Linked DNA regions of Homo sapiens: region 2 is linked to region 1. The links are chromatin loops, found by intact Hi-C in ENCODE. Cell type or tissue: adrenal gland. All regions are shown on one strand.

What was found. A loop is a pair of places that touch in the nucleus more often than their neighbours do. Peaks named below come from ENCODE experiments on the same cell type or tissue, not always from the same donor. Only the 100,000 strongest peaks of a DNase experiment are listed, where the experiment ranks them.
Region 2: it touches region 1 in a loop (2.2-fold over the local background); 40 of 110 quality-filtered maps call a loop at or near these places.

What each region holds. Positions count from the first base shown.
Region 1 is chr19:43,648,713-43,656,712 of GRCh38, forward strand. It overlaps PLAUR (plasminogen activator, urokinase receptor), which reads right to left. Exons shown (of 7, transcript NM_002659.4): 4 at 7,767-7,928; 5 at 6,727-6,861; 6 at 3,513-3,659; 7 at 1-431. The coding sequence ends at 178. Among named protein-coding and RNA genes, the nearest start is that of CADM4, 13 kb to the left of the region's middle. In adrenal gland, CTCF peaks have their summits at 3,774 (motif pointing left) and 3,976; a DNase peak (open chromatin) is centred at 3,739; H3K4me3 peaks cover 291 bases; H3K27ac peaks cover 371 bases.
Region 2 is chr19:43,601,525-43,609,524 of GRCh38, forward strand. It overlaps ZNF428 (zinc finger protein 428), which reads right to left. Exons shown (of 3, transcript NM_182498.4): 3 at 5,700-6,583. The coding sequence ends at 6,093. Among named protein-coding and RNA genes, the nearest start is that of SRRM5, 6.6 kb to the right of the region's middle. In adrenal gland, no CTCF peak of the experiment used is centred here; no DNase peak of the experiment used is centred here.

The DNA of each region.
Region 1 (8,000 bases):
TTCTCTTCTGCTTCACACAACTTTGTGAGATAGCTGTTTTCATAGCTGGGAAAACTGAGGCCCAGAGAGGTCGGCACACTGGCCTGAGGTCACACAGCAAGTCTGTAGGGCTGGGAGCCGAGGGAAGGGCAAAGGGGTCCCCCGGATCCAGCCAGGGCAGAGAGGGGGATTTCAGGTTTAGGTCCAGAGGAGAGTGCCTCCCCACAGTCTGGCAGTCATTAGCAGGGTGATGGTGAGGCTGAGATGGGCAGGGCCAGGCTGAGGAGCAGCCCCACTGCGGTACTGGACATCCAGGTCTGGGTGGTTACAGCCACTTTTAGTACAGCAGGAGACATCAATGTGGTTCATGCTGAAGGCGTCACCCAGGTGGGCATGTTGGCACATTGAGGCGGTTGCACAGCCTCTTACCATATAGCTTTGGTTTTTCGGTTCTGAGGAAAGAGAAGACGGAGTGAGACTTCCAGCTCCTGGGCCCAGGACTGGAATTCTCCAGTAGGTGACCTGCCACCTTGCAGTGGGTGCCACCTTCACTACCACCTAGAGAAAGCAGCAGTTCTCAGGGCCAGGTGTGGTGGCTCATGCCTGTAATCTCAACACCTTGGGAAGCCAAGGAGAGAGGATAGCTTGAGCCCAGGAGTTCCAGACCAGCCTGGACAACATAGCAAAACTCTGTTTCTACAAACATAAAAAAGAAAAAAACAGCTGTAGTCCCAGCTACTTGGGAGGCTGAGATGAGAGGATCACTTGAGCTCAGGAGATGGAGGCTGTGGTGAGTTATGATCACGCCACTGCACTCCAGCCTGGGTAACAGAGTGAGACCCTGTTTCAAAAAACAAATAAAAAGAAAGAAAGGAAGGAAGGGAGGGAGGGAGGGAGGGAAGAAGGAAGGGAGGAAGGGAAGAAGGGAAAGAAAAGAAAGAAAGAGAGAGAGAGGGAGGAAGGAAGGAAGGAGAAGGGAAAGAAGGAAGGAAGGGAGGAAGGAAGGAAGAAAGAAAGAAAGAAAGGGAAAGAGAGACAGAGAAAGAAAAGGAAAGAAAAAAAAAGAAAGAAAGGAAGCGAGCAGCGGTTCTTAAAGTGTGGCTCAGGGACCCCAGAGACCCTTTCAGGAGATCTGTGATTTCACATGGCTTTTTCACTCTCATAAGTGTACAATGGGCTTTTCCAAAAACTCCAGGACATGTGATATTGCAAGAGACTGAAAGCAGAAGCTTCCATGAGGACCCAGCTGTCTTCTATTAAGCTGGACATTAAAGAGATGTGCAACACAGCAAAATAATGCCAGTTTTCTCATTACGCTTTTTTTTTGTTTTTTTTTTTGAGATGGAGTCTCACTCTGTCACCCAGGCTGGAGTGCAGTGGCACGATCTCGGCTCACTGCAACCTCTGCCTCCCGGGTTCAAGCAATTCTTCTGCCTCAGCCTCCCAAGTAGCTGGGACTACAGGCGCGACCACCATGCCCAGCTAATTTTTGTATTTCTAGTAGAGACGGGGTTTCACCATATTGGCCAGGCTGGTCTCGAACTCCTGACCTTGTGATCTGCCCGCCTTGGCCTCCCAAAGTGCTGGTATTACAGGCGTGAGCCACCGCGCCTGGCTGGTTTTTTTTTTGTTGTTTCTTTGTTTGTTTTTTTAAGACAGGGTCTCGCTCTGTTGCCCAGGCCGCAGTGCAGTGGTGCAATCTCCGTTCACTGCAACCTCCACCTCCCAGGCTCAAGTGACCCTCCCACCTCAGCCTCCCAAGCAGCTGGGACTACAGGCATGCACCACCATGCCCAGCTAACTTTTGTATTTTCTGTAGAGACAGGATCTTGCTATGTTGCCCAGGCTGGTCTCAAATCCCTAGGCTTAAGTGACCCGCCCACCTTGGCCTCCCAAAGTATTGGGATTATAGGCATGAGCCACCATGCCTGGCTATCATTACATTTTTTCTTTGGAAACTATACTTATTTTTCATTAAAATGTTATTTATCTTAATGTGTAATGAGTTTTTATTGTTATAAGATGAATTCATAAATAAATCTTTAAAGATTTCTCAGTTTTGGCTGGGCACGGTGGCTCACATCTGTAATCCCAGCACTTTGGGAGGCCGAGGCAGGCAGATCATGAGGTCAGGAGATCGAGACCATCCTGGCCAACATGGTGAAACCCCGTCTCTACTAAAATTACAAAAATAAGCTGGGCATGGTGGCTCATGCCTGTAATCCCAGCTATGCAGGAAGCTGAGGCAGGAGGATTGCTTGAACCCAGGAGGGGGAGGTTGCAGTGAGCTGAGACCATGCCACTGCACTCTAGCCTGGCGACAGAGCAAGACTCCATTTCAAAAAAAAAAAAAAAAGATTTCTCAGTTTTAATTTTAATTTAATTTTATTTTATTTTATTTTTTGGGACGGAGTTTCACTCTTGTTGCCCAGGCTGGAGTGCAATGGCACAATCTTGGCTCACCGCAACCTCTGCCTCCCAGGTTCAAGTGATTCTCCTGCCTCAGCCTCCCGAGTAGCTGGGATTATAGGCATGTGCCACCATGCCCGACTAATTTGTATTTTTAGTAGAGATGGGGTTTCACCATGTTGGTCAGGCTGGTCTTGAACTCCCGACCTCAGGTGATCTACCCACCTCGGCCTCCCAAAGTGCTAGGATTACAGGCGTGAGCCACCACTCCTGGTTCTCAGTTTTAATTTTAATGTGGCATTTATCTATAGAAATCACTGATATAAACAATAAAGAGTTTTTTTTTTTTTTTGAGACAAAGTCTCCCTCTGTCATCCAGGCTGGAGTGCAGTGGGGTGATCCCCACTCACTGCAACCTCCTCCTCCTGGGTTCAAGTGATTCTCGTGCCTCAGCCCCCTGAGTAGCTGGGGTTATAGGTGCACGCCACCACACCCAGCTAATTTTTGTAATTTTTTGTAGAGACAGGGTTTCACCATGGTGGCCAGGCTTGCTCTCATACTCCTGACCTCAAGTGGTTCTCCTCCTCACCCTCCCAAGGTGTTGCAATTACAGGCGTGAGCCACCACACCTGGCCAAAAATAATTTTTAAAAGCATGAAGAAGTTGAGACCAAAAAGTTTGAGAACCACTGGAATACAGAGACCTTTCCAGGACACCACAGGATGAAAGCCCAAGATGTCTTCAGCAAATCCCCACAACCCACGAGAAATCCACCAAAGAATTCCATTTTTCTTTTTGTAGAGATGGGGGTCTTGCTATGTTGCCCAGGCTGGTCTCAAACTCCTGGCCTCAAGAGATCCTCCGGCCTCAGCCTCCCAAAGTGCTGAGAGTACAAGCTTCAGCCACCGCACCCAGCCGGAATTCCACTTTTCCATGGCAAAAATGTCCACATCCTGATGGACAAGTCCTAATTCCTTACAATAATATTCACCCACCTGAAGGAAATCCCACCTTTTCCACAGGGAGACCCACCACAGTTAACTCCAGCTTAACTGGAAGTCAATCTCTTGCGGAACTCTCCACCCCCAATAAGTGTTCCCTCCCAGCCTCGGAGAGGGCCTCACCGTGAGTGCCGGTGGCTACCAGACATTGATTCATGGGGCCTCGGCAGTCAATGAGGAAAGTCTCTTCAGAGGAGCATCCATGGGTGCTGTTCCCCTTGCAGCTGTAACACTGGCGGCCATTCTGCGGCAGATTTTCAAGCTCCAGGACTTAGGAGAAGACCAGAGACACAGAGACCAAGAAAATTAGTGCTTGGATCTCCACTTCCTTGAATGACCTCCCCAGGACTTCCACTCCGAGCCAGAGATGTCATGGAGCCACCTTGTGGTCAGGCGTCTGAATGGCATTTGGAGGGGGATGGTTTTCGAGGGCTTGAGAGAAACCCCAACTTTCAACTCCCCATGAGTCCCATTTCTGGCCAGGCACCGTGCTGGGTGCTGGGTAAAACTATGTAAGATGAAACTGTCCTTGCTCTCACAAAAGTTACAACTTATTTATTTATTTTTGATACAGGGTCTCAGTTTGTTGCCCAGGCTGGAGTGCAGTGGCGCAATTGTAGCTCACTGCAGCCTCGACCACCCCGGCTCAAGAGATTCTTCCACATCAGCCTCCTGAGTAGCTGGGACTACAGGCGTGCACCACCATGCCTAGCCAATTTTTCTGTTTTTTGTAGAGATGGGGTTTTGACACATTACTCAGGCTGGTCTCAAACTCCTGGGATCAAGCAATCTGCCTGCCTCAGCCTCCCAATGTTCTCGGAGTACAGGTGTGAGCCACTGTACCTGGCCAGAACTTACAAGTTATTACTATTATTATTACTAAAAAATTTTTTTTGAGACGGAGTCTTGCTATGTTGCCTAGGCTTGTCTCAAACTCCTGGCCTCAGGCGACCCTCCCGCCTCCGCCTCCAAAAGTGCTGGGATTACAGGTGTGAGCCACTGTGCCCAGCCAGAATTTACAATTTAGAGCTACACTACCCAATCTGGTAGCCACTGGCCACATGTGGTTGTTTACATTTAAATAAATTAATATTAAATCGAATCTTAAAATTCAGTTCACATTTCAAGTGCTCACTGACCACATACAGTGGTGGCTGTAATATTGGACAGGACAGATAGGGAACATTTCTATCTGTTGACAGTGCTGGGTAATAGAGACAGGGATCTAGATTACACTGGAGGGGAGGGACAGTGAAAGCATCCCTGAAGATGATACATTAAAGCTGAGGCCTAATGGATGAGAAGTTGCCAGCAGGGTGAACTCTTGGGGAAGATGTGTTCTAAGGGAGGATATTCATCTGCAAGGGCCATGAGACCAGATGGGCTTTGGTGATTATAGAAACCAAATGAACGTCAGCACAGCGGCTCATGCCTGTAATCCCAGCACTTTGGGAGGCCGAGGCAGGAGAATCGCTTGAACCTGGGAGGCGGAGGTTGCAGTGAGCCAAGATCACGCCACTGCCCTCCAGCCTGGCTGACAGAGCGAGACTCCATCTAAAAAAAGAAAGAAAGGAAGAAAGAAAGAAACTAAATGAAGGCCAGGTGCAGCGGCTCATGCCTGTAATCCCAGCACTTTGGGAGGTCAAGGCAGAAGGATTGCTTGAGCCTGGGAGTTTGATACCAGCCCCGGCAACATAGTGAGACCCCATCTCTACAAAAGTTTTAAAAATTTAGCTGGGTGCGGCCGGGCGTGGTGGCTCACGCCTGTAATCCCAGCACTTTGGGAGGCTGAGTCAGGCGGATCATGAGGTCAGGAGATCGAGATCATCCTGGCTAACACAGTGAAACCCTGTCTCTACTAAAAATACAAAAATTAGCCAGGCATGGTGGTGGGTGCCTGTAGTCCCAGCCACTCGGGAGGCTGAGGCAGGGGAATGGCGTGAACCCGGGAGGCGGAGCTTGCAGTGAGCCAAGATCGCGCCACTGCACTCCAGCCTGGGCAACAGCGCAAGACTCCATCTCAGAAAAAAAAAAAAAATGTAGCTGGGTGCAATGATGCGCATCTGTAGTCCCAGCTACTTGGGAAGCTGAGGTGGGAGGATCACTGGAGCCCAGGAGTTTGAGGTGGCAGTGAGCCGTGATTGTGCCACTGCACCCCAGCCTGGGTGGCAGAGCAAGACCCTATGTCTAAAGAAAACACAAAACCCCAAAAACGAATCTAAACAAAGACTGTGAGGCAGACAGGTGCCAGATTACATAGGCCAACAGAATAAGGTCTTTGGATCTTATTCTAAGAGGAAGGGGAAGTCATTGAAGTGCCTGAGAAAGGAGGGTGACATGATCTGATTTACATTAAAAAATAAAAAATTGGTGGTGCATGGTGGCTCATGCCTGTAATCCTAACACTTTGGGAGGCCAAGCCCAGGAGTTCAAGACCAGCCTGGGCAACAAAGCAAGACCCCATCTCTACCAAAAATACAAAATTAGCTGGGTACGGTGGCATGCACCTGTAGTCGCAGCTACTCCAGTAGCTTAGGTGGGAAGAATTCCTGAGCCCAGGAGTTTGAGGCTGCAGTGAGCCATGATCATGCCAGTGCACTCCAGCCTGGGTGACAGAGCGAGACCCTGTCCCCCCCATACCCCCCAAAAAATCACTCGCTGCTGGGTTGAGCCTTGGCTGTAGGGTGGCAGGAGTGGAAGCAGGGAGACCAGAGAGGAGGTCATTGCAACAACCTGGGCAAGAAGTCAGCGTGGCTCAGCCCAGGTGGTGGCAGTGGAGCAGGGGAGGAGTGGGAAAATTTGAGAGAGACAAAAGAGACAGGAAGCACAGGTCTTGGCGAGGGCTGATAGTATCATTGAATCCTTACGAAGTTCTTCTTTGAAGAAAGGCCTGGCTGGGTGCAGTGGCTCATGCCTGTTACCCCAGCACTTTGTGAGGCTGAGGCAGACAGATCACTTGAGGTCAGGAGTTCGAGACCAGCCTGGCCAACATGGTGAAACCCCCATCTCTACTAAAAATAGAAAAATTAGCCAGGGGTGATGGTGGGCACCTGTAATCCCAGCTACTCAGGAGGCTGAAGCAGGAGAATCGCTTGAACTCGTGAGGCGAAGTTTACAGTGAGCGGAGATCACGCCATTGCACTCCAGCCTGGGCAACAGAGTGAGACTCCGTCTCAAAAAAAAAAAAAAAAAAAAAAAGGCCTGATACTCCCATTTTTCAGAAAAGCAAACAGAGGCCCAGAGAGGACTTGATTGCCAGAGAGTGACTGCGCAGCTGTCTGCCTGAGTGCATGCCCCTGCCCGACCCCAGGCCTTGCCTGTGTCTCCCGTTCCTTACTTGGGCCCTCGTTGCATTTGGTGGTGTTGCAGCATTTCAGGAAGTGGAAGGTGTCGTTGTTGTGGAAACCATTGGAGCCCGGGCAGCCGGGAAGGTAGCCACAGCCACGGAGGTGGCGGTCATCCTTTGGACGCCCTATGGGGGCCAGGGGACAGAGGTCAGATGTCAGATTGTGAATGAGGGACTAAGATGGGATTTGCCCGAAATAGCAGGCATTCAACCATTCTCTACTTCACCCTTCATCATAAGACCCTCATTTTATCTAGAACAGTCATAGATCTTGTCGAAAACTACATATTCCAGCCTCTCCAGGTAGTCATGTGATGAAGTTCGGACTAATGTGATATAAATAGAAGTGCTTTATGGGACTTCCAGAAAGGAGAACCCTTACAAAAGGAGGAGTGCCCCCTTTTTTGTCCCTTCTTTCCTTCTTCCTCCTTCCTGGAACTTAGATGTGAGACCCGGAGCTCTGGCAGCCATTTTAGACTATGAGGCATTTTGAGAATGGAAGTAATGTGTAAGAAACAAGAGGGTGGCCGGGCGTGGTGGCTCACGCTTGTAATCCCAGCACTTTGGGAGGTTGAGGCGGGTGGATCACAAGGTCAGGAGTTTGAGACCAGCCTGACCAACATGGTGAAACCCCATCTCTACTAAAAATACAAAAATTAGCAAGGCGTGGTGATGCACACCTGTAATCCCAGCTATTCAGGAGGCTGAGGCAGGAGAATCACTTGAACCTGGGAGGCGGAGGTTGCAGCCAGCCAAGATCATGCCATTGCACTCCAGCCTGGGTGACAGAGAGCAAGACTCTGTCTCAAAAAATAAATAAATAAATAAATAAAAAGAAATGAGAAGGCATCTGGGTTCCTGGTGACTCTGGACCTGTCCTTGTGGCCCTGGACTTCCTATCACTGGACCTCTTGTGTATGAGAGAACTTAGTCCCTTGCTGACATCCCTGTTACTTTGGGGTTGTTTGTTAAGTGCAGTCTTAGGGAGGAGCAGAGCAGGGAGGAGGAGTTGCCAGCAGGTTGGGGCTCACCTTCTTCACCTTCCTGGATCCAGTGGGTCACCACATCCAGGCACTGTTCTTCAGGGCTGCGGCACTGCAGGCTCTGGTGCCGGCCCCTCTCACAGCTCATGTCTGATGAGCCACAGGAAATGCATTCGAGGTAACGGCTTCGGGAATAGGTGACAGCCCGGCCTGTTTGGAAGAGGGGGAGGGGAGTGAGACTCCATGGGGACAGTCCTGGAGCCCCAGCTCTGCAAGGACTCA
Region 2 (8,000 bases), 47 kb before region 1:
TTCAAGATACCAACTTCATGAAGAGCCAGATATTTCCTCTGGCTCCTGGTGAATGCTCCGAAGTTTCCAACCCAGATATTGTCACACTACCCCCACAGTGGCTCCCCTAAACCAAACCTAAGTATCTAATCCCACATGCTCTCCCAAGATAGCAGCCTGCCCAAGTACACCCTGGGCTTCCTGTTCTCTCCAGACATCACAGATTCTCTAAATAGCATCACTGATGACATCCACATCTTTATCTGCAGCCCAAACCCCAGACATAAGATATAACCACTTGAATAAACAAATGGAGATCTCAAACTTAAAATGGGTCAACAGGACTCCTGCGGCCCAACCTGCACCACCATTGCCATCATGTTAGTAAACTGTGCACTCTTAAATTCTTTTTTCTTTTTTGAGTCTCACTTTGTCTCCCAGGCTGGAGTGCAGTGGTGTGATCTCAGCTCACTGAAGCCTCCGCCTCCTGGATTCAGGCAATTTTCCAGCCCCAGCCTCCCGAGTAGCTGGGATTACAGGTGTGCACCACTATAACTGGCTAATTTTTTGTATTTTTAGTAGAGACGGGGTTTCATTATGTTGCTCAGGCTGATCTCAAAACTCCTGGCCTTCAGTGATCTGCCCGCCTGGGCCTCCCAAAGTGCTGGGATTATAGGTGTGAGCCACTGCACCTGGCCTTCATTTTTTTTTTTTTTTTTTTTTTCCCCTTCAGACAGGGTCTCGCTGTGTAGCCCAGGATAGAGTGCAGTGGTAAGATCTTGGCTCACTGCAGCCTTGATCTCCTCAGGCTCAGATGATCCTCCCACCTCCACCTCCCTCCCTGTAGCTGGGACTACAGGTGTGCACTACTATGAACAGCTAATTTTTTGTAGAGATGGAGTTTCACCATGTTGTTCAGGCTGGTCTTGAACTCCTCGGCTCAAACAATCCGCCCACCTCGATCTCCCAAAGTGCTAGGATTACAGGCGTGAGCCACCGTGCCTGGCTGACTTTCAGCCTTCTAACACCTGTGTAACTATTCCCTGTATTAAATCCTCTTTGGGGAATGCCTGGCCTGACTCCATATCCTGAATGGGTGCTGGCTGAATGACCCAACTCCTGATTGATAGTGCCTCTTGTGATCCTTAGGAATATTTGCCAATGGATGGAAATTCTCTATATTTGTCCTTAGAAGTCCTGTCTTATGGCAGAAGACAGGATGGGGTGCTGCTCCAGGAAACAAAACCTATGATCACACTTATCCATGTGCTATAGTTGAATGTATGTGTCCCCCTAATATTCATATGTTGGGAACCTAAGACCCCATGTGATAGTATTCAGACATGGGGCCTTTAGGAGATGGTTAAGTCACAGGGGCTCTGCCCTCATGAACAAGATAAGTGCCCTTAGAAAAGGACCCAAGGGAAGTAGCTAGGCCTTCTCCCCTTCCATCTCTCCTACCATCTGAGGACACAGCATTCATCCCTTTCTGCCACCTTCCACTGTGTAAGGATGCAGCAAGAAGGCACCAACTTGGAAGCAGAGAGCAACCCTTAATTAGACACCAAATCTGCTGGTTCCCTGACCTGGGACTTAACCACTCTCCAGAACTATGAGGAATTAACCTTTGCTCTTTATGAATTACCCAGTCTCAGGTATTTTGTTACAGCCGCACAAACGGACTAAGACTCTGTTGTTTTAATGAGCCTGGAATTTCTGCTGATGATTCTGAGGTTCCATGATGCTAAGCTATAGTGGCTAGGAAAGTCTCAGTTCAGAGTGTATCAATGTCAGGTTTGGAGATTCTGGGATGAGAAACGTGGGTTTTGAAAAATGCTTTGGTCTGAAATCCTGTAATAGGTGTCAAAAATGTAAATGCTGGCCAGGCACGGTGGCTCACGCCTGTAATCCCAGCACTCTGGGAGGCCAAGGCGGGCGGATCATTTGAGGTCAGGAGTTCGAGACCAGCCTGGCCAACATGGTGAAACTGCATCTCTACTAAAAATACAAAAATTAGCCGGGGGTGGTAGTACCGCGCCTGTGGTCCCAGCTACTCAGAAGGCTGAGGCATGAGAATCGCTTGAACCCAGAATGCAGAGGCTGCAGTGAGCTGAGATCATGTCCACTACACTCCAGCCTGGGCGACAGAGCGAGACTCCGTCTCAAAAAAAAAAAAAAAAAAAAAAAAAGCAGATGCTCTTCAGGGCCAAGCAGGCAGGGTAGGGGTGTCCAGATGTGAGGCATTGGTGACTGGGCACATAAGAGTGAATGCCTCCCCTACAGAAAGTGACTCCTTCTCAGCACCAACAAACCACTATCCCCATGGGAACTGGGGGTTCAGCAATATAGATCTCACAATTTTCGAGACAGTCCAGAAACTTCAATTTTTTTAAATGTGAAATTACCCATTTTTCAACATTGGTAACCAACGTAACTTAAAAAAATTCAATAGCTCTGTGGAGACCAGATACACTCCTCTAAGTCAGATGGTGGCTGTGGGCACTAGACTGCCATTTCTGGTGTGTGGCTTAGTGGTTAAGAGTGGATGCACCTGCATCCAGTTGTCTGGGTACAAACCAGGGCTCTGCTGCTTACTGGCTTTGTGACCTCTGGCAGGTAACTCAACCTCCCTGTGCCTCTGTTGTAGCAGATTTTTTTTTTTTTTTGGAGACGGAGTCTTGCTCTATTGCCCAGGCTGGAGTGCAGTGGTGCAATCTGGGCTCACTGCAACCTCCGCCTCCCAGGTACGAGCGATTCTCCTGCCTCAGCCTCCCAAGTAGCTGGGACAACAGGCACGCACCACCACACTCAGCTAAGTTTTTGTATTTTTAGTAGAGATGGGGTTTCACCATGTTGGCCAGGCTGGTCTCAAACTCCCGACCTCAGGCAATCCACCTGCCTTGGCCTCCCAAGCTGCTGAGATTACAGGCATGAGCAACCATGCCTGGCCTGTTGTAGCAGTTATAAAATAGTCATAAAGGTAGCCTCTAAGGATTATTATGAGCACTCAGATTACTGTGAGGACTCAGACTTGGAGACAATGCCAAAGTCAGTATATGGCTCTTACGGCCTGGTTCTCCGCTACTTTCTGACCTCACCTCTTACCTGTCTTCCTCAGTTCCAGCCTCGTGGCCCTGTGTTCTCTTCCCAAGCACCCCAAGTGGGCTCCCACCTCGGGCCATTGCATTTACTGTCCCCACAGACAGCCACAAGGCTCACTCCTGCCCCTTCTCTAGGTCTCTGCTCTGATGTCATCTCAGTGAAGCCTTCCTTGACCACCCTACTTAAAACTGCAACCTTCACACACACAAGCTTCCCACCCTGTTCCTTTTTCTCCATAGCACTTATGACTAACATTCCATAAAATTTGTATTTTTTTTTTTTTTTTTTTTGAGACAGTCTCGCTCTGTCGCCCAGGCTGGAGTGCAGTGGCGCGATCTCAGCTCACTGCAAGCTCTGCCTCCCGGGTTCATGCCATTCTCTTGCCTCAGCCTCTCCGAGTAGCTGGGACTACAGGTGCCCGCCACCATGCCCAGCTAATTTTTTATATTTTTAGCAGAGACGGGGTTTCACCGTGGTCTCAATCTCCTGACCTCTTGATCCGCCCGCCTCGGCCTCCCAAAGTGCTGGGATTACAAGCATGAGCCACCGCGCCCAGCCACAATTTGTATATTTTACTTAAATACTTGATTACTGTCTTCCCCATTATAACCTCCACAAAGGGAGGGGGTTTTTGTTCATTGTGTTGACTGCTATATTTCCAACTCCCAGAGCAGTGCCTGCCATCTCATAGGTGCTCAATAAATCATTGTTGGGTGAATGAGTAAACAAGTAACAGTCCCTAACTTGTAAGGATCTGATGTGACTGTCCACATAAAGCACTGAGCCCAGGGCCTGGTCCACCGTGAGCGCTGACTTAATGATGGCCATTACAGTAATTCAGGTTCTATTCTTGAAGGTTCTTAGTCTCCAACCTTCTATGAGTTAACACATGTAAAGCGCCTTAGAACAGGGCTGGTTGCCCAGTAAATTCTCAGTAAATGATAGCTATTATTATAATTAGGCTTCTATTTTCAAAGTAGCTTCGGCGCCAAGCTTCTGTGAATTACGAATTAGTACTTCCCATCTCTGAGCCCAAGTTTTGGCAAGGCTGTAAAGAGCTGGTCCTTTGCTACCCTTTGACCTCATCCCTACAGCTCTCGCCTCCTTGGCACACCAGGCAGGCTCCTGCCTCCTCCAGCCTGAAGTGCTCTTCCCCATTGATGTACATGGCTCCCCCCGGCTTCAGATCTGTCACCTTCTCAGGGAGGACTATACTCTTTAAAATTGCAACCTCCTTCCAGAACAGTTCTCCCTTCAGTCCTTTTTTAAATTTTTTTCTTGCAACAAATTCCTGCCATCATCCAGGCTAGAGTGCAGTGAGCACAGTGGCACAATTACAGGCCACTCCAGCCTCAACCTCCAAGCCTCAAGTGATCCTGAATAGCTGGGACCATAGGCATGCACCACCAAGCCCAGCTAATTTAATTTTTTGTAGATGGGGTCTCACTGTGTTGCCCAGGCTGGCCTTCAACTCCTGGGCTCAAGAAATCTTCCCACCTCGGCCTCCCAAAGTGCTGGAATTATAGGTGTGAGCCACTGCACCTGGCCTTCCTTCAGTTTTTTTTTTGTGTGTGTGTGTGTGTGTGTGGTTTTTTTTTGAGACAGGGTCTCACTGTTGCCCAGGCTGGAGTGCAGCGACACTTCTTAGGCTCCAGCAATCCTCCCACCTAAGCCTCCCTAGTACTAGGACTATAGCCGTGTACCATCGTTAGCCCAGCTAATTTTTTGTATTTTGTAGAGATGGGGTTTTGGCATGCTGCCCAGGCTGGTCTCAAACTCCTGGGCTCAAGCGATCCACCCACCTCAGTGCTGGGATTTCAGGAGTGAGCCACCATGCCGGGCCTCCTTTCAGTGCTTTATTGTTCTCACAGCATTTATCAGCACCCGGCATATGCTGTATCTTACTTGTTTATGTCTGTCTTCACCAGCAGCCTCTACCCACTCCCATGTAAGCTCCATGAGGACAACGATTTTATTTTATTCACTGCTGTGTTCCCAATGCTTAGCACACAGCAGGTACTCAAAAATATTTGTTAAATGAATTAATGGATCACAATCCCTGTCTCACAGGGTTATTCTAAGAAGCTGATAATCTCATGCAAATTAAGTACAGCACTCTGTAAGTGCTGGGAAAATGGCAGCTGCAATTATCATTAAGGTTCTATTTTTGTAAGTTCCTAGATGCACCATTTCTATGAGTCAATATATATAAAGCCCTTGGACTGGCACCAGATACCCAGGAAGCGCTGAGAAAGCGTAGCTGTGATTATAATTAAAGTCCTCTTTGTGGAAGTTCCTAGGCTATGTGGCAGAAAGCCCTAGCTGTCCTCCATGAACTGTTTTCTGCTTTCTGGGCGCTTGGCTAGACTGCTTCTCCCAGGTTGTTTTTGCAGTTAGCTGCGGCCACATATCTAATTTCTCAGCAAAGGCGTGTCAATGGAAGCAGTGTGTGCCCCTGGCAGGCCAGGGCTTGTAAGACAACACGTGCACCTCACCAGGCATCCTGTCCTCTTCTGCCAGCAGGACCCAGGCTATGGCCACCCAGTCTGGACCATGGGGGAGACAACAGGCTTAAGGGATGGCCTGGGTCCCCAAATGACTCACCCAGCACCATTTTGTGAGTGAGAAACAAAATTCTATTATTAGAGCCTTTACATTATGGGGTCTGTAAGTAAATACATGGAAACCTCATCGAATACAAGCACGCAGTAAATGTTATCTTTCCCAAAAGACCCCAAGGTTCCCCAAGAAGGAGCCCAGGGGGAATACACACACACACACACACACACAAACACACACACGGGCGGGAATACACACACACACACACACACTCTGAACCAACACACACAGATACAGATTTTGGCTTTTATTCTGGCCATCACACATCTACTTCTAAGACAACACAGACCGGCAGTACCCCATCCCCCATGACCACTGTCACAACCCCAATTTCCTCAGCCCCCTCCTCCCACCCCACCCCTTCTGCCAAGCTCCCCGTATGGGGGCTCTGCCTACACCTCACCCCGGGCATGCAGCATGAAGTGCCCGTGCAGCTCCCCCAGGTTGTCGAAGGAATCCTCACATTCCGTACAGTGGTAGGTTCCCTCCTCCTCCTCTTCCTCCTCCTCCTCCCGCCCAGCTGGTCGGCCCTCCCCAGCCCGAGGTGGTTCCTCCTCTTCCTCCCCGAGGGCCCTGCCTTCAGGGGCTGGTGCTTCCTGGGGGGCTGTAGCAGGGCAGCAGAGCCGGCAGGGTGGGGTTCCCGGTGGGGCCTCCCCAAGGGGTGAGCGGCCACAGAGCTGGCAAGGCTGGGCCGGGGGCTGGGCTGCACGGGGGGCCCGGCGGGATGGGCCACCACGGCCCCCGCCAAGGCGCTGCTTCACCTTGTAGCCAGGATCATATTCAGGATCGTCAGTGGTCTCCTCTTCCTCCTCCTCCTCATCTTCTTCCTCTTCGGAGTCCGGCTCTGAGAGAGTGTATTCTGAATCAGAGGAATGCTCGGGGCCTGGAGGGGGACAGACAGGGGAAGACAGTGGTATCAGAGGAAAGAGGGCTAGGCCAAGCTGTCCCCTCCCTGAATCCCCACATTCAGACTTGCCATAGTATGACAAGGATAGCCTAGACACTACCCTTCCCTTCCCCACAGATGAGTCCCCATGGCACAGAACAAGACTGGCACCCAGTAGATTCCCTGTATCTTTGTGTCAAGCAAATGAATGTCTTCCAAGAACTGCATGGGACAGGACTGGGCACAGTGGCTTATGCCTGTAATCCCAGCACTTTTGGGTGGCCAAGGTGGGAAGATCACTTGAGCCCAGAAGTTTGAGACCAGCCTGGGCAATATAGCAAGACTCCGTCTCTACAAAAAATTAAAAAATTAGCCAGGCCTGGTGATGCATTACCTGTAGTACCAGCTTCTCGGGAGGCTGAGGCGGGAGGATCACTTGAGCCGAGGAGTTCCAGGCTGCATTTGAGCCATGATTGCGCCACTCCCTTCCAGCCTGGGTGACAGAGTGAGACCTCACCACTTAAAAAGAATTTTTTTGGCCGGGCGCGGTAGATTACTCCTGTAATCCTAGCACTTTGGGAGGCCAAGGTGGGCAGATCATGAGGTCAGGAGTTCAAGACAAGCCTGGCCAACATGGTGAAACCTCGTCTCTACTAAAAATACAAAAATTAGCTGGGTGTGGTGGCGGGCGCCTGTAATCCCAGCTACTCGGGAGGCTGAGGCAGGAGAACTGCTTCAACCCAGGAGGCGGAGGTTGCAGTGAGCCGAGATCACACAACTGCACTCCAGCCTGGGTGACAGAGCAAGACTCTGCTGTCTTAGAAAAAAGCAAAAAAAAAAAAAAAAAATTATTTGATTCTTTCGATTGATTGCAAAAGAAAACAAAAACTCCATGGGGAGGTGGGGTGGGAGGCATTTAGGAAGGACAAAGCCGGAGTAGTAAAAACCCACCAGTAACAACAGCATCCTTGCTATTGTAGGAGCCCTGTTCTTATACATTAACTCACTAAATCCTCAACAACCCTTTGAGGGTGGTACTATTACTATCCCCAGTTGATGGATGTGGAAACTGAGGCACAGGGAGGCTAGACGACTCACTCCCCTGTGGTTACACAGCTCTGGCAGGAAAAGCTGAACCTGGGCCATGGCTGACACTGGATCATTTTAGGGAGACAACCATTTGAAAAGGTATTTGTGCAAATTAAAACACATGCATACACACAGATGTACTTTTATATCTGTGGCCATGGAGAGAGAGAGAGAGAGAGTTAGGTGAATTAAAACATTTATTTATAGGTAAGATATATTACTGTGATTTCACAGTTATCAAGGACAGGCCTAGGACAAGTTTAGGTTTAAAGAAAAAGGCCTGTAATCTAGCACTTTGGGAGGCTGAGGTGGGCGGATTGCCTGA